Regions from separate parts of the Homo sapiens genome. Here regions 1 and 2 are each linked to region 3. A link is a loop called in an ENCODE intact Hi-C map of the cell type or tissue named here. Cell type or tissue: PC-9. All regions are shown on one strand. Each heading gives the region's core, and the rest is flanking DNA. Links, peaks and the distances in the headings are about the cores only. Region 1 has its middle 6.4 kb from the start of IER5L-AS1. Region 2 has its middle 5.4 kb from the start of LINC00963. Region 3 has its middle 4.7 kb from the start of LINC02975.

Evidence for each region. Peaks named below come from ENCODE experiments on the same cell type or tissue, not always from the same donor. Only the 100,000 strongest peaks of a DNase experiment are listed, where the experiment ranks them.
Region 1: it touches region 3 in a loop (2.3-fold over the local background); 6 of 110 quality-filtered maps call a loop at or near these places.
Region 2: it touches region 3 in a loop (8-fold over the local background); 2 of 110 quality-filtered maps call a loop at or near these places.

Annotation. Positions count from the first base shown.
Region 1 is chr9:129,226,626-129,232,969 of GRCh38, forward strand. No RefSeq gene overlaps it. Among named protein-coding and RNA genes, the nearest start is that of IER5L-AS1, 6.4 kb to the right of the region's middle. In PC-9, for the core only: no CTCF peak of the experiment used is centred there; DNase peaks (open chromatin) are centred at 2,726 and 3,206; H3K27ac peaks cover 1,196 bases.
Region 2 is chr9:129,480,768-129,485,767 of GRCh38, forward strand. No RefSeq gene overlaps it. Among named protein-coding and RNA genes, the nearest start is that of LINC00963, 5.4 kb to the right of the region's middle. In PC-9, for the core only: no CTCF peak of the experiment used is centred there; DNase peaks (open chromatin) are centred at 1,844, 2,164, 3,024, 3,384 and 1 weaker place; H3K4me3 peaks cover 3,218 bases; H3K27ac peaks cover 3,938 bases.
Region 3 is chr9:129,274,549-129,280,834 of GRCh38, forward strand. No RefSeq gene overlaps it. Among named protein-coding and RNA genes, the nearest start is that of LINC02975, 4.7 kb to the right of the region's middle. RefSeq lists enhancers at 2,483-3,391, 3,392-4,300. In PC-9, for the core only: no CTCF peak of the experiment used is centred there; DNase peaks (open chromatin) are centred at 3,003 and 3,993; H3K4me3 peaks cover 2,321 bases; H3K27ac peaks cover 2,220 bases.

The DNA.
Region 1 (6,344 bases), core at 441-5,440, 49 kb before region 3:
CTGGCTAATTTTTTTGTATTTTTAGTAGAGACGGGGTTTCACCATGTTGGCCAGGCTGGTCTCGAACTCCTGATCTCGTTATCTGCCCGCCTCAGCCTCCCAAAGTGCTGGGATTATAGGCTTGAGCCACCGCATCTGGCCAGATCTTCTTTTAAATTTTTTTTATTAATTATTATTATTATTTTTTAGATGGAGTCTTGCACTGTCACCCAGGCTGGAGTGCAGTGGTGTGATTTTGGCTCACTGCAACCTCCACCTCCCAGGTTCAAGCGATTCTCTTGCCTCAGCCTCCCGAGTAGCTGGGATTACAGGTGCCCGCCACCACGCCCGGCTAATTTTTGTATTTTTAGTAGAGATAGGGTTTCGCCATGTTGGCCAGGCTGGTCTTGAACTCCTGGCCTGAAGTGATCCGCCCTCCTTGGCCTTCCAAAGTGCTGGGATTACAGGCGTGAGCCACCTCGCCCATCCTGCCGGGTCTTGATTGATAGGTTGTAACTGGGACTGGGCTCTGAAACCCACCTTGACCTCACCTAAGTAGTTTTCCCTCTGCAGAGCTGTGGAAATGTTGACTGAATACCCCTTGGTGCACAGGTGCTGATGGCAGGGGCAGGCGTTCAGGGACCAACGTGTTCTGGAAATGAACCAGTCAGTGTCTTTGGACTCCAGTGTGGTGCGGGGGGTCCGGATGGGTCCTGTGGGGGTAGGGGTGGCTTTGAGGTTCAACCAAGCATCGAGGGCAGTGCCTGAGAGGACCCTGGAGGCCAGCCCAGCCTGCCGGTCTCACTATGGGGTCCTTTGGGGGACTCAGAGGATGACTGAGGAGGTATCCACCCCCGACCAAGGCCTCTGGGATTCCCCACCCTCTGCAGGTTCAGCCAGAGCTCCCAGGAGCCTAGACCTGGGAGCAGGGGTGTGGAAGAGGAGGGAGAAGCCAGCTTGGGTACGTGGGGAGGCAGAAGCCTGGAGAAGGCCAGGGCTCTCCGAAAGGGAACAGTTACACTCGCAGGGCTCCCGCGTGGGGTGGGGTGTAGACAGGCCAGGCACCGGGCTGGGAGCTTCATACTTAGTGATGTTCCCCATCCTCCCAGCACCCCCGGTGGAGGGTGTGATGTTTCCCATAATCAGATGAGGAAACTGAGGCTCAGTGAGCTTGTGGCTCACCCGCGACCATGTGGTTGATTCAGAGCAGAGCTGGGGGTGGACGCCAAGGCCTTGTGTCTACTCACTAGCCCGTGTAGCCTCTTGAGGCCGCGCAATTGTAGTGACACCTATATAGTGGTTATGTGGCTAGGCATTAATTTACATAGACCACACAGCTTCTCTTAATATTCCCATTTTACAGATGGGAAAGCTGAAGCACAGAGAGGTTAACTCACTTGCCCAAGGTCACACCACGAGCAAGTGGCAGTAGTGGGATTCGAAGCCAGGAAATCTGGCTCGAGAGGCCAGGCGTGAACACGCTAAGTGTTCTGGGGGAGGCAGACGACTTTCTCCTTCCTTCCGTCTCTGTTCCTTGCTCTCTTTCCATCTACATGTGAAGGGTGTGCAGGGCTGCTGACCTCCCTGGACTTTTTAGAGATGGCTTTTTTTTTAGAGCCTGTCTGGCTCTGTTGCCCAGGCTGGAGTGCAGTGTTGCGATCACAGCTCACTTCAGCCTACACCTCCTAGGCTCGAGTGATCCCCCCACCTCAGCCCCCCGAGTAGCTGCGACTACAGGCGTGTGCCACCATGCCCAGCTAATTTTTTTTTTCCCGAAATGGAGTCTTGCTCTGTCACCTGGGTTGGAGTGCAGTGGTGCGATCTCGGCGCACTGCAACCTCTGCCTCCTGGGTTCAAGCAATTCTCCTGCCTCAGCCTCCTGAGTACCTGGGACCATAGTCGTGTGCCACCACACCTGGCTAATTTTTGCATTTTTAGTAGAGACAGGGTTTCACCATGTTGACCAGGCTGGTCTTGAACTCCTGACCTCCTGATCTGCCCGCCTCCGCCTCCCAAAGTGCTGGGATTACAGGCGTGAGCCACAGCGCCCAGCCTAGAGATGGTTTTCATGCAGCAAAGTGTCACTTGTCCCACTGAGCATTGTTTTCCTCATCTGTAAAACAAAAATGAGTCTGATCTTGCCAATTCCACTCCACCTCTTTTGGGGAGGAAAAAACTTTTACTAGGACGACTTAGTAAAATGCAGACACCATGAATGGACCCTGCGGTGAGGGGAAGGAGGAGAAACAAGATAATAAATCTGATAAATAAATGAACAAGATTTTGCATTTCCTGACTGTGGTTGGTGAAATTCTAGGAAATAACTTTATTGTCCTGACAGGAGTCCTCGGTTCCTTTCACAGACCTTCCTCAAACATCCACTGTGTGTGTGCCTGGGGCTGCGGAGACCCAGGACAAAGCCGAGAGTCAGACGGGCAAGGCACCTGCTGTCACGGAGCTCATGGTCATCCTCTTCCTTCCCTCCTTCCCATGATATTTTTTGAATTAATTAATTTTGTTTTGAGACAGAGTTTCCCTCTGTCACTCAGGCTGGAGTGCAATGGCATGATCCGGGCTTACTGCAACCTCCGCCTCCTGGGCTCAAGCGATTCTCATGCATCAGCCTCCCGAGTAGCTGGGACTACAGGCATGCACCACCACGCCCGGCTAATTTTTATACCTCCCATAATACTTACTGAGCACCTGCTCTTTGCCAGGTGTGGTGCTGGGTGCTCAATGCTGCAATACAGCAGTGAAGTCCTTGAACTCCCGGGCTCGAGTGATTCACCCTCCTCAGCCTCCCAAAGTGCTGGGATTACAGGCGTGAGCCACCTCGCCCGGCCTGCCGGGCCTTCATTGTTACGTTGTAACTGGGACTGGGCTCTGAAACCCACCTTGATCTCACCTTAGTTGTTGCCCCAGCACGAGCTCACAGTCCAAAGGGGGGAGACAGACCTTGAATGCCTCATTCCTGAAATAACCAAATGAAATTATGATCTGCCCTAGGTGCGGGAAGTACAGGGTGCTCAGGGCAGTGTCCCCTGGGGACCTGGCTTGTTCTGGGGTGGTGGCGAGGGAGGTCAACTTGGAGCAAGTCTGACATGATCAGGTGTGCGCGCTAAGCGGGAGGTACTCCGTGAATGACACGGTTGCTGCCCCAGTCTCTTCTTCTGGGGTCTTATCTCTGCAGTGCCTGAATCACCGCTGGTCTGTTGCTCAATCTGAAAGCAGAGAGGTCTTTGTCCTTCGTCACTGCCCAGGATTCTGAGCCTGCTGTGAGGTTGGGAGGCAGAGGCCGGGGAGCTCTGCCCAGCAATGCTCCTGGGAACCCTCTGAAGTCAATGGTTGAGTTGTGGGTTCCACTTGAAATGCCATGTAAATTTTGGGGTCTTTTTGATCTGAAACTAGGGGTTTCTCACCCATGAAGAGGAGGAACTGGGAAGGAGGCAGGGACTCCAAACAAAAAGAAATGGCTTTCAGGCCAAAGCCTGGGATGGGGTTGAGGTTATAGAAGCCAGAGATTCACGGAGAGACCCTAGGATCACTGCAGCCGGGGGGTTCCCCAGGCCCCAGTGTGGGGCCTGGCAGAGATCGGGGCTCGGTCACTGCTTACAAAATGAATGGAGGAACCCCAACACAAAAGGACCCTTCCTGACCCTTTTTACTCTCTGATGGGGTGAGGGCGCCAGGGTGGGATGGATGGCGGGGGGTTTTCCTTCCATGTCTCCCTCTTTGTTACCTTCATAAGACAACATCTGACCCCCCACTCCATCATGGTTTTGGTGGCTGTTGATGCCATGGTCTCAACTTCCTTCTCCTGCTGAGGCTAGAATAGAGGCAGGAGCCACACCAGGCAGATCTCTGCTGTCCTAGACTTTGGCCAAAGGCACTGGGGAGCTATGGATGATTCTTAAGGGAGGGCATGACATAAGGAGTTCTTCTTGTAATGGGATTATGGTTGCCACATAAAATACAGGCCACCCAGTTCAATTTGATTTTCAGATAAACAATGGATAATTTTTTAGTATAAGCATGTCCCAAATATTGCATGTGACATACTTAACACTAAAAAACTTACGTTGTTTATCTCAAATTCAGATGTAACTGTGCATCATATATATGTTTTTATATATGTATGTGTGTATATATATGTGTGCACAATCTTGGCTCACTGCAACCTCTGCCTCCCAGGTGCAAGTGATCCTCCCACCTCAGCCTCCTGGGTGGCTGGGACTACACTTGGCTAATTTTTAAAATTTTTTAGAGACAAGATCTTTCTATATTGCTCAGGCTGGTCTTGAACTCCCGGCCTCCAGCAATCCCCCTGCCTGGGCCTCCCAAAGTGCTGGGATTACAGGTGTGAGCCACTGTGCCCAGCCTACATCCTATATTTTTATTTGCTAAGCCTGGTGACCCTAAATGAGGCCTTTTCCAAGCTCTCCCTTGACCTCTCGTCGCCCATGGTGTGAGAAGGGAAGGAGACCACAGGATGGCCATCGGCTTCCATAATTTCCTGGGTTTGTCTCACCCCATCCTTGGCATCAGGACTTGTTCCTGAAGCTGAGGGGCCGACTGGAAGGGCCAACATAGGGTGAGTGGTTGGGGTCCAGGGTAGACAGCTGTCACCGCGTGTCAGAGTGTGTGGTTCATACGGTGGCACCAGTGCTGTTCTGCTCTTGATAGAGATCTGGAGAGTGGTAGCCGGGGGTGGGGGGAGCCTGCCCACGCCCTCCCACCCACCCCTCACCGGAGTCCTGAGAGCAGATGCCATGATCAGCCCGTGTTTCACTGGAGGCTGCCGAGGCTCAGAGAGCCCCGCTCGGCCCCGGCACAGCTCTGAGTAGTTGGGTGGGGGCTGGAGGCCCCTGGGTCTGTCTGACTTGGAGCCTGTGACTCAAACACAGGATGTTCTGCCTGCTCCCAGCCTTGGGGTCTCCCCGCCAGCCCATTGAGCCCTGAGCCCTGGCCTGGCCTTGGCCTCTCCTTTGGCTCCCGCGGCCTGCCCTGGCTTGGGGGCACTGTCTGCCCATCTCCTTCCCACCCCCGTCCCCCAACCCCAAGGTGAGGTCTCATGGAGAGCGGCGTGTAAGATGGGAGGGCCGTACCGTCAGAGGACGTGTCTCCAAAGAGCCCGTTGCAAGGGGCCACAGACCCTCAGTCTCCCTGAAGAACAAGGCTCACAGTGCTTATCTGTTGAGCACTTGACACCGCCAGGCCTTGGAAGCCTCACACTGACCCTGCTAGGTAGGTCTCACCAGGGCACCCATTTTATACACGGAAAAACTGAGGCTCACAGAGGTGGGGGCCCGGTGAACCGTGGCAAGCAGAGAAGGAGGGTGTGCCAGACTGCAGAGCCTGCCCTTTCCTGGCACACCTCCCTGGCATGTGGGGGTCTCGGGGGCTGGCTCCGTGGCTTCTCACAGCACCCAGCGGGCCGGGGCAGCCTGGGATAGTGGGGAGGAGCCCCAGGCCTGGACACCAGACCATGGTTCTCTTCCTGTGACGTAAGCCAGTCACCTGTTGCCTTCCCTACAACACAGAAATCAGGGTGTTAATGTCTTAGTGCAGGGGTGTCCAGCCCTGGCTTCAAACTAGAATCACCTGGAGAGCTTGAACAATCACTGCTGCCTGGGGCCCACCCCTGGCAGTTCAGATCGAGTTGATCTGGATCCGGGTGTCATAGATCTTAAAGGCTTTCAGATGGTTCAGAACCACGGGGTGTGGAGAGAATCATGAACTGGGGTCAGAGCTGAGGAATGTAGGTGCACCTGGAAGATAAAGAGAGCTAACTCTCTATCATCTTTTCCATATCTTGAGAGATAGAGCTGTCATCTTTTATGGAAAGCTCTATTAAATTACAATCTGTAAAAAGAGAGGAACCCCCCTCCTCCTTCCTGAGAAAATCCCTGGTTTTCCCTCCAGCAGAACTCTGTGTAGGGTGATCGACACTTTCCATCCCACTACCTCCACATCCATCCACCCATCTGTCATCCATCCATCCACCCAAATATCCACCCATCCATCAATCCACTAATACTTCCTTCTTTTCACCCATCCGTCCATTCCTTCCCACACACCTATTCATCCATCCACTCACCTATCCATCCTTCCATACAATCTCTCACCCATTCATCCATATATCCACTCACACATCTATCCATCCATCCATCCATCCATCCATCCATCCATCCATCCATCCATCCTCCCATCCATCCACCTACCCACCCATCCATTCATTCATTCATCCATCTGTCCTCTCATTTATCCTCTAATCCTTCCATCTGTCCATCCATCCATCCATCCATCCATCCATCCATCCTCTTATCCATCCACCTACTCATTCATTCATTCATCTATCCTCTCAT
Region 2 (5,000 bases), core at 1-5,000, 200 kb after region 3:
CTGTGAGTGTTGTCACAAGACAGTATCTCTGAGGCTTGAGCCTTGGGACATGGAGGCCTCTGGAGGGAGGGACACAGACTGTTCTGGAAGCAAAGGCTGTTCTGACTGACCCTGCCTGGGCTGGGCACTGGTGGGGACAGGTGAGATGTGGCATGGGGTAGATGATATGGAAGGTGGCATTCCTACTGAGGCAGTTAGTTCAGGGTGCTGCCTGTGGGGTGGGACCTGGGTTTGATCCCAGCTTGTCCTTTCTACCTGTTGTGACCTTGGGCCAGCCTAAGCTTTGTTTCCACCTCTGCAAAGGGATGACAGTTGTGTTGTCCATCTACAGAGGTGAGTTACCGAGGGGCTAATGAAGCTTTAGCTCCTGGGACTGTCATTTACCAAGGCCCTGAGCTTAACCGCCTATTCATAACTTTGCACTATTCTTCTTCAAGTGGGTCCCCAGGATTGTAAAACCTTCAGGCCCCATAAAACCTGGATCTGCCCCATTCACCTAACAGAGTTATTGCAAGTTTTGGTGAAAGAAGACAGGCAAACCCCTAGGCAATCCTGGGTCGCAAACGGAAGCCTCCTTCACTTCTGAGTCTTGGAAGTAGAACGCCTTGACACTCCAGATAAGGGGGACACTTGTCCAGGGAGGGCCAGCTGAGCCCCCACCCCTGTTCTCACTGCCCCGTAGCCCCCATGGCCTCAGGGCTCCAATCTCCCTAGCCCAGACTAGAAGCAGGTTGGAAGGAGAACCCAGGTGGGGATGTGAAGGGCAGAGTCGGGGGAGGCAGCGGAGGTGGGGAGTAAAAGGACTAGATTGAGCCCCTCTGGCTGCCATATGCACGACCTTCTGCAGGGCCAGGCTGGTGAGAAGCCAGCTAGGGGTGAGCGTCCTGAGCAGTGGCCTTGGGGGTGGTGTGGTTTTAATAACGACCTTCAAATGTGTGGGCCCCGGGGAGAGGCAGATTATATGAGACCCAAAGTCGGGGCTTCGAGATGGGGAATACTGGGGGACTGGGCATGTTCCCCTCTATGTAAAGTTTCCCAAGGACAGGACCTCCCTTCGACCGCGCCCCCACAAACTCTCTGCCCAAGCGCCCCATCTCCCAAGTCCTGAAGACCACTGGCAGATGAGGAAGTGGAGGCTCCGAGAGGGCAAGCCGTTGCCTAAGGCCACACAGCAGGGGAGTATAGGATACAAATCCGGATTTGGACCCAGCTGTACCTCGAAATTCCTTCCTGCTCCTAACCCCTCCCTAATACCGCCCTCTGCTGTGGGCGCAGTGGCACGTAGTGGGCTCGCAGTAAGGATGGGGATGAAGGAAGGAAGGAAGGGAAGAAATGCCTAGGCCAGGCTCTTCCCACGCCCCGGTCTCCGCGGCCCGCTCTTTCCAGCTCCGTCGCCCGCCCCCCTCTCCCCTCCCAGTCTAATTGGGAGGTCTCCGAGCCGTCTCTCCCGCTTCCTCAGGTTCCCCCGCGCTCCTCCCGGACCCCACCCCGAGGCAGCTTTCTCACAACGGGATCCTCCCCGGGCGGCGTGGGGACGCCTCCCGACCCCGAGGCCCGGCAGGAGAGCCGCCACCGCGGCCGGGTGGTCTCCGCGTCGCATGGCCCCTGCCGGCCCCCCCGCCCATGGCAGCTACATAATTAATTCGCCCATAAATAACTGATTGGGGTCGCGCACGCGCCCGGTGTCCCTAGGACTGGGATCCCCGTTAGGGTTAGGGGCGTGGGGGGTCGGGGGCCGCGGGGCTGTGCGTGCCGGGGCGCACGGTTTTGCTCCGCGGGCCTCTCTCGCTCCCTCGCGCCGGCTTTTTCCCTTTTTCTCTTTCCTTTTTTTCTTTCCTGGAGCGGAGCCCGGCGCCAGGAGTCTGGAACCAGCTTGACAGGCTTTTGAGTTATGGAGGGGGGAGGGGGAGAGGCGGGCGGCGGGGAGGGGGAAGGGAGGGCGCCGCCGCGGCGTGGGGGCGGGGCCGGCTCCCCGGTTTGGAGACTCGCCCCGACTTTGGGGTCCGCCAGCGGCGGCCGGGCGGAGGGCGGGGGACCGCAATCGTGGGGGGAGTCACCCCGCGGGGCCCGGCGGGCGAAACGGGCCGGGCTTCAGAGCCGCAGTAAATGAGGCCCGGGGCGGGCGGGGGTGGACACGGCCTCGGGGCCACGGCCTCCCCCGCCGAGCAAGGCATTCCTTTCCGCTGAACTGGGCGCCCGGGCCCGCGCCGCGCCCTGCACGCCTCGCGCCCGGCGATCGGGCCCAGGGCGGGGGAGCAGGGAGGCGGCCCCAGCCGGTCGCCGGCGCCCCCAGGCGCTGCTTCCCAGGAGCTCGGCTCCCCGGGATGGAAGGGACTGATACCCAGTTAATGGGCGTGGAGCCTGAGCCCCTGAGGGTCGTCGCTAACGGGGGTCGCTCAGCAGGGCCGGCCTCCGCTGCCTGCCCGGGGTGTCTAATCACCTCTCCGATCCTTTGCCCGGATCTGAGCTTCGTCATTCACGCCCCTCCTCCCTGGCGACTTTGGGCCTGGTGACAGTCCCCCGACCCTCGCAGAGCCAGGGGCACAGTAGGCGCCTTAGCCACTGGCAGAATTTCACCGGCGCTCTGCCCGACGCCCCCAGCCCCAGGGCCGGGCGTGGGTGGAAGTGTCTGGAAGGGTGGGTTCACCAGGGCTGGGCACGTCAGCGGCCCCGTACAGAGAATCCGGTGCCTGGGGTCTCTGGAGGGGGTACTCAGAGTATCCGAGGAGGAGACTCCTGGATGCTAACAGAGCCCCCAGTTAGGAGCAGTCCGCGAGACAGTTGGTAACAGTGCTGGCCTTGCCCGGGCGCCGGAAGGTTCCGTGAGGCCCAGCAAGTCCTGACTTGGCACAGGGCCCAGCACACGGTAAGCGCTCGGTACTTGGTCACTGTTGCTTGATTTTACCATTTCGGAGGGGCTCATCTACGCCTAGCAAAGCCCCCCTCCCGGTGACCCAAGGGGAGCTCCAGAATGTTGAGCGGCTGAGCGGCCTGGCTCCTCCTCTCGACCCCATCGAGCCAAGTGTCGAAATCATCCCAGACGAAGCTGCTGAGCAGAAATTTCCAGTCTCCCTGGCAAAGCTGGGAAGATTTTGGGTGCGGCTCAGAGACGCAGCTGGGTCGGCTCTGTGGGGCCAGGGCTGGGGAGGGACCCCAAGATGTTCTATGAGACCCAAGCAGCACCCCCAACTTGGGTTGGGGGCGTTGGGGGGTGGAGCCTGGCCTCCTGCTGAGCCCCAGAGCTGATACAGCACAGGTAAAAGCCCATTGTTCTCAGTGGTCCACAGAGGCTCAGGGCAGGAGCAAGATCAGGGTTCGGGTGCTGGCGCCACCCCTCGTTTAGCCCCTACCTGGGATCTGAGGGAGCACCCATCCTTGGAATGCAGGATAATAGGGTTGCTGTGAGGATGGAAGGAGACTGTGCCCATGAACACTTGACACAGCTCCCTGCCCTGGGGAAAGCACCCAGGAAATGCGGGCTGTTTGTCTTAGTGATGTTCCACTTAATAGCACTTGCGGTGGCTCCCTGGCCCCCGAGGAGCCCACCTTGCCAGTTCTTGGCCACAAGAGTACGAGCCCCTCTGTCAGGACGGTGGGTCTCATTGAGGCCATCCTTATCCTGAGCAACCTAAAGAACTCACATGGAACTTAGCAAACAGGCAGACCCTTGCCTTGTTCTCAGGGCTGTGTGATCCCGGGTGAGCAACTCGGCCTCTCTGAACCTGGTTCTCCTCTGCAAAACAGAGATGATGGCCTGGGACCCTCTCCCACTACAGGGAAGTAGCATTGGAGGGGGAAGAGACAGGGGGAGCGTCCCAGCACTGCCCAAAATTGGACAGGTGACTTTGGACAAGTCTGAATGAGACTGAATAAGACAAAACGGAGTAACATTAGAGCTTGCTGGCTACTCTCTGCCCTGGGCCGGTGCTAGATGTTTTACATGCACTGTTAATCACTGTTACTCGTGGAGGGAGATTTTATTATTAACTTTCTTTTCCAGATGAGGTAACTGAGGCTCAGAGAGGTTGATTCACTTTCTCAAGGACACACAGCTAGGAAATGATAGAGTCACGATTCAAACCATCATTTGTTGGCTTAGAGCCTGAATCCCTAAAGAAAAAGCAGGCAGGGTGTAGTGGCTCACGCCTGTAATCCCAGCAGTTTGGTAGGCTGAGGCTGGAGGCTCACTTGAGCCCAGGAGTTTGAGACCAGCCTGGACAACGTGGCGAAACCTCATCTCTACAAAAATACAAAAATTAGCCCGGCCTGATGGAGCGCGCCTGTAGTCCCAGCTACTCAGGAGGCTGAGGTGGGAGGATCACCTGAGCCTGGGGAGGTCAAGGCTGCAGTGAACCGTGATCGCGCCCCTGCACTCCATACAGCCTGGACAGCAGGATGAGACTCCGCCAAAAAAAAAAAAAAAAAAAAAAAAAGAGAGAGAGAGAGAGGAAGAAAAAAGGAAAGAAAGAAAGAAGGAAAAAGAGAAAAAGCAACTTTAATTTTTTTAATATAACATTTTAAAGTCCCTACTGTGTGCAGGGCATCAAGGTAGGTGGCAACAAAAACGAAGATGCCAGGACCCCAGCCTTTGAGATGCTCATAGCCGAGTGGGGACACAAGACTTGGAGGAGGCGCTCCTGAGAGTTAGATGTGAAAAGCAGCACCCTAGAGGCGTCCACCAGAGCTGAGGGCACCGGGAGAGAGAGAGGTGGGTTTTGGTGTAGGGGATGGGGAGGGAGGAGAGCTGGTGGGGGAGGCACAGAGGCCAGGGGACAGCAAAGGCTGCTCTTGAGAAATCTCAGTGGAGGGCACTGGGCCATTCCCAGAGGTTGGCACAGCAAAGCCAAAGGCATGGTGGCAGGAGAGGAGGCCATGCTCTGAGGAAGGGCCCGCAGCCCAGCGTCAGGGAGGGTAATGGGGAGGGGAAGGAGAATGGTGTTGCCGAGCCTGGGCCAGCCTGCAAAGGCTGGAGGAAGCTACCTTGCTTTATAAAAATGGGG
Region 3 (6,286 bases), core at 1,287-6,286:
CAGCCTTAAAGAGGAAGGAGGTTCTGACACACATTGCAGTGTGGATGAACCTTGAGGATATTATGCTAGTGAAATAAGCCAGCCCCAAAAAGTTAAATGCTGTATGATTCCACTTACACAAAATACTTAGAGTCGTCATAATCATAGAGACAGAGAGTGTTGCCAGGGGCTGGAGGGAGCGGGTAACGGGAATGAGCGTTTACTGGGGACAGAATCTCATACTATAAAGATGAAAACTTTCTAGAGATGAAGGTGGTGATGCTTGCACAACCACGTGCGTGTACGATGCCACTGGACTGAACATGTAAAATGCTTGCAATGGTAAACTATGTGTTATGTGTATTTTACAAGCAAAAAAAGAAAACTTTGGTAATTGCCTGTGCCAGAAGCCACCATGCCCTGGCTTAGCGGGACAGAGGAGCCAGCCCCTGGGAACAGACTCCTACCCTTGAGAAAAGGCTAAGACCACTGTGGTGGGCTCTCCCCAGGCTCCCCTTGCTCTAGCCTGGCCTTGCCTCTCGGTTCCCTGAATCAATCAATCTTTCTTTCTTTCTTTTTCTTTCTTTCCTTCTTTCTCTCTCGCTCTTTCTTTCCTTCCTTCCTTTCTCTTTCTTTCCTTCCTTCCTTCCTTTATCTTTCTTTCTTCCTTTCCTTTCTTTCTTTCCTTCTCTCTCTCTTTCTTTCCTTCCTTCCTTTCTCTTTCTTTCTTTCTCTTTCTTTCTTTCCTTCCTTCCTTCTTCTTTCTTTCTTTCTTTCTTTCTTTCTTTCTTTCTTTCTTTCTTTCGGTCTCGCTCTGTCACTCAGGCTGGAGTGCAGGGGCACAATCACAGCACACTGCCACCTTGACTTCCTGGGCTCAAGCAAACCTCCCACCTCAGCCTCCTAAGCAGCTGGGACCACAGGCACATGCCACCATGCCCAGCTAATTTTTGTATTTTTTGTAAGGACGAGGTCTCACTATGTTGCCCAGGCTGGTCTCAAACTCCTGAGCTCAAGTGATCCTCTAGTCTCGGCCTCCCAAAGTGCTGAGATTACAGGTGGGAGCCCCTACATCTGTTCTGAAATCTTCTTCGCCCTTCCCCCCACCCCCTTGTCAGCCCCTACGTCAACAGCCACGTCCATGATACACCCTGGGTCCTGACTTGGTCAGTAACACCCTCCCATCTGCCATTTCCGCCTGAAGCATCCCATCTTGGAGCACTGCCTCTTGTCTTTCCACACATTCCCTCTGCAACCTTAACTCTGATCTTTCTTTGCCTCTTGCCATCTGCCCCCAGGGCACATTCCTTTTCCTTCACCTCCCGTGTCCTCTGCTTCCTTGGGTTCCAGGCTCATTGTCTGCTGCAGACGCCCTCAGTCACCCTGCCCTCCCCCTCCTCCATCCACCTGGCAGAACCCCTGTCCCGGTTGAGTTCTGGGTGCTGCTCAGTGTGCTCTGACATCCAAGCAGCGGAGCCCTGGACAAAGCCACCTGATGGCACAAACAGCTTTATATCTCATGACCTTGACCTCCAACAAACATTTGTGCTGTCCAGCAATCCTCTGTGTTCCTCGGTCAGCTTGCAGCCCCCGTCTCCCAGACCACAACTTCTCTCTCTCCCCAAACCTCCAATACCCCACCCTCCCTCAGCCCTCATTCTCACTGTCGGATGATAGGTTGCTTTTTTTTTTTTTTGAGGCAGGATCTTGCTATGTTGCTGAGGCTGGAGTACAGTGGTGTGATCACGATTCACTGCAGCCTCAAACTTCTGGGCTAAAGTGATCCTCCCTCCTCATCCTTCTTGAGTAGCTGGGGCTACAGGTACACATCACCACGCCTGGCTAGCTTTTTTTTCTTTTTCTTTTTTGTAGAGACAGGGTCTCACTATGTTGCACAGGCTGGCCTCAAACTCCTGAGCTCAAGACATCCTCCTGCCTTGGCCTCCCAGAATGTTGGGATTACAGGCATGAGCTTCATTGAAAACGCAGAGGCAATCAGAGGCATTCCTGGCCCTGCACTCACCAGCCTCCCTGGGTGTCCCCCTGGGCAGCTGCCCCTCCTTTCATGCCCATCAGCTGTCCCTCCTCTCATGCCCGTCAGGTCCTTCCCTGCCCGGGCCCCGTGCACCTCGCTTCCTCTCCACCTTCCCCTGGCTTCCCTTCACATGGCCCCATCTCTCCTGCGTCACCAGCTGTTTCCTCTCCTGGGTCAGCCCCATCAGCATGCCACAAACATGCAGGAATGCCCCCAGATTGTAAGAAGCCACCCTCTGACCCCACAATCCCCTTTAGCTTCCGCCGTGCTTATCCGATCCCCTTCCAGCATATTCCCTTGGAAGGGTGGTCTCTGTGCTGTCTCTCCGCTCCTCCCCCGGCCCCCATCATCCCCCAGGCCCACCAAAGTTGGGCTCCCAGCCCTGCCATTCCACCCAAACAGCTCTTGCCAAGGTCAGCATTGACCATCACAGTCCTCCACCTGCCAGCAGCCTCAGACATGGCCGCTCACTCCTTCTGTCTGTCAACACACCCTTCTCCTGGCCCCAGGACATGGCTTTGCCTCCCACTTTGCCTCCCTGCCTCTCATTTGCTCCTCCTGTCCTGTGTAAACTGCCTGCCCGCCCTCTTACTGGGAGAGCTCTTCCATCCCAGGCGCTGGGTCCCAGGTTCCTCCCCGAAGTCCGGCCCCTCCCCTGACCTCTAGGCCTGCACTCCCAAAGGACGGGTTCCTCGATCCTCAAACTTAATGTTTCCCAAACCCCATCTCCTCCACTGATAAGCTTGAAACCTGCTCCTCCCACAGCAAATGGAAATTGCGTGCTCTGCTTCCTCAGGTCAAAGCTCTTGGAGCAGCCCTTGACCCCCACCTCTCCATTACATCCACGTGATGGGTTGCCTTTTTTTTTTTTTTTTGAGACAGGGTTTCACTCTGTCACCCAGGCTGGGGTACAGTGGCACAATCATAGCTAGACCAGCGATCGTCTGAGCTCTCACTTTAAAACACACTTGAGGCCCGGTATGGTGGCTCAAGCCTGTAATCCTAACCCCTTGGGAGGCCAAGGAAGGTGGATCATCTGAGGTCAGTTCGAGACCAGTCTGGCCAGTATGGTGAAACTCTGTCTCTACTAGGCCAGGCGCGGTGGCTCATGCCTGTAATCCCAGCACTTTGGGAGGCCGAGGCGGGCAGATTATGAGGTCAGGAGATTGACACCATCCTGACTAACACAGTGAAACCCCATCTCTACTAAAAATACAAAAAATTAGCCGGGCATGGTGGCAGGTGCCTGTAGTCCCAGCTACTGGGGAAGCTGAGGCAGGAGAATGGCGTGAACTGGGGAGGCAGAGCTTGCGGTGAGCTGAGATCGCGCCACTGCACTCCAGCCTGGGCGACAGAGTGAGACTCCGTCTCAAAGAAAAAAAAAAACAAACCCTGTCTCTCCTAAAAATACAAAAATTAGCTGGGTGTGGAGGTGCATGCTTGTAATTCCAACTACTCGGGAGGCTGAGGCAGGAGAATCGCTTGAACCTGGGAGGCGGAGGTTGCAGTGAGTGGAGATCGCCGTCAGTGCACTCCAGCCTGGGTGACAGAGCGAGACTCCGAGACTCCGTCTCAGAAAAAAAACAAAATGAAACAAAAACCTCACACATTTGGCCCCCGGCCCCTTTCCAGGGTGCCTGGGACCCAGGGCTGGGCCATCCCCGCTCCCCCATAAGAATGCCGCAGTTCCCCACAGTCTCCCAGCTCCACCCTTCTCCACACAGAAGCTAAAAGACCCTTTTAAAATGCAAGTCAAATCCCATCTCTTGCCGGCTCAGAACCCCCCAGGGGCTTGCGGAGAGGAAGATGCAAAGTCCTAGCTGCTGCCCACCAGGCCTGACTGACCTACGTGGCTGACCCCATCACAGGCCCCAGGAAGGCAGGGCTGTGTCTGTCTGGTCGTGGGTGTCTCGGCACCCAGGCCATGCATCGGTACATATTTGATGGATGAATAAGTGACGGATGGGTGACTGCGGCTTCCCTGGGAGGCTCCGCCCTGCCTTGGAACCCAGCCCAGCCCAGCCTCCGCGCTTCCCTGCCTGCCTGGGCCTGCACCTGGCCAACCCCCGCAACAACCTCCACCAGGTGTGCAGCCTTGAAAACTGTTGGTTCTGGTTGCCAACTCTCCTAGCAGAGAGGGGTGCTCCAGGGACCAAGGGTCTGTGGTACCTGAGCAAATCTCTTCTAGCTGCCCTGACCACCCTCCTGTGGGTCCCTCTCCTCCATTTCCCCCACCTGGTGGGTGGGGCTGAGGGAGCAGAGACCACGCCCCCAATCCAGCCACACTCTTCTTCCAGCCAACCAAGCACCAGAAAACCAAGATTTGCACAAAGAGCTGGTGGCCTGGGAGCAGGTCCCTCAGGCTCCTCACATCTGCCCTGCAGAAGGGGCAGACATTGTCTCATTCTGGGAGTCACTCATGGTACCGAGATCAAACCCCCAGGTAACCCCCACACAGCCTTGCACAAGCCTTGCTTCTCACTTTGGACATCTACATTGCACCACTTGGGGTCGTCATTTGTAGCCAGCGAGGTGACCTGGGTGGGGGCAGAGCTGGATCTAGAACCCCCCCCCCGGTCCCTCCCCTGGGCAAGGGCCCCACATTTCCTTTTCCAGTGATGCTCCCATGCCCAGAATCTTTCTGGACTCCAGCTGCAGAATGGCCATTCATCTCGGGTTTCAATTTCCCACCTGCCCCTTTGACCTCCCCAGGCGGGGAGCGGGGGCCTTGGCTGGGCTTGTCGCTGGGGCTTGGGGGCAACTCGCCCAGTGAGAACCTGCTACGTGCCAGGTGCGCCTCTCACCCAGTCCTCACAGCAGCCCTGCATCTTCACAAATGAGAAAACAGGCCGGGCGCGGTGGCTCATGCCTGTAATCCCAGCACTTTGGGAGGCCAAGGTGGGTGGATCACCTGAGGTCAGGAGTTCCAGACCAGCCTGGCCAACATAGTGAAACCCCGTCTCTACTAAAAATACAAAAATTAGCCGGGTGTGATGGCGGGCGCCTGTAATCCCAGCTACTCAGGAGGCTGAGGCAGGAGAATCACTTGAACCCGGGAGGCAGAGGTTGCAGTGAGCCGAGATCGTGCCACTGCACTCCAGCCTGGGCGACAAAGGGAGACTCTGTGTTAAAAAATAAATAAATAAAAGAAAAGAAAACAAAGAAGAAAGGTCCCTGGTTAGGGCCACGGGGGGATGCAGCAGGGCCCATGGCCTGGGAGGGGGTGGTGGCTGGGCGGTGCCAGGATGGAGAGATACATCTGTCTTATAAGAGTGGGCAGACAGGCCCTTGTTCCAGGAGCTGAAATGAAACAGAACTGTGTATATATCTTCTCATCTATAGACTAAATTAAACTAACTCATAGAAATAGTCTGTTTTAAGTTTCTTTACTTAAAAGTATCTTACACGTTTAACACCTGCCAATACACGTATGTACGTGATATTCAGTAATGATCATTGCAAACTGGGCACGGTGGCTCATGCCTGTAATCCCGACACTTTGGGAGGCTGAGATGGGAGGATCACTTGAACCCAGGAGGTTGAGGCTGCAGTGAGCTGTGATGGTGCCACTGCCCTCCAGCTTGGGTGACAGAGCAAGATCCTGTCTGTAAATAATAATAATAATAGTAATAACTGCGACCACCTATACAAATTTCATCTATACATCCCAGGTATTGTGCACCCTCCATACAAATGTATGAAAATTCACAGAAAGCCTGTGCTTGGTCAGTGCTATCATCAGGCCTATTTGGCAGATGCAGAAACAGGCTCACAGAAGGGAAGTCACTTGCTGAAAGCCACATGGCTGGCACGGGGTGGCACTGAGACTTGCACCCAGATCTGGGCAGCATTAAAACCCCTGCCCCACCCGTGGTCCTCTCCTGTCTCCGTGTTAGCGTGGAGCCCTGAGATGTTTTAGGAGCCGGCTTTCCGATTTCCATCTGTGTTTGTGGTGATTGCCCTGATCTTTCAGGCATTCTGCCCTAGAAAGCCCCTTGGGGAGGGGGCTTCCTGTTTCACCTGCTTGGACGTGGCTTTGGAGCTAAGACCGAGAGGAGTCAAGGTGGGATTCCTCGGATGCCCTGAGGGAGTGCGATGGGATGCCTGGGGGCTGCTCCTCCAGCCTCAGACACTCCTGCCCACAGCCCCTGGCCAGGCCCTGCCTGAGCCACTGCTCTAGGCTGCAAAGGGCTGGCTCTCATTTCCTAATTCATCCTGCCAGCTGGAGCCAAGGTGGACTCTCCCCATAGACTGGGATGAGTGCCCTGGCCC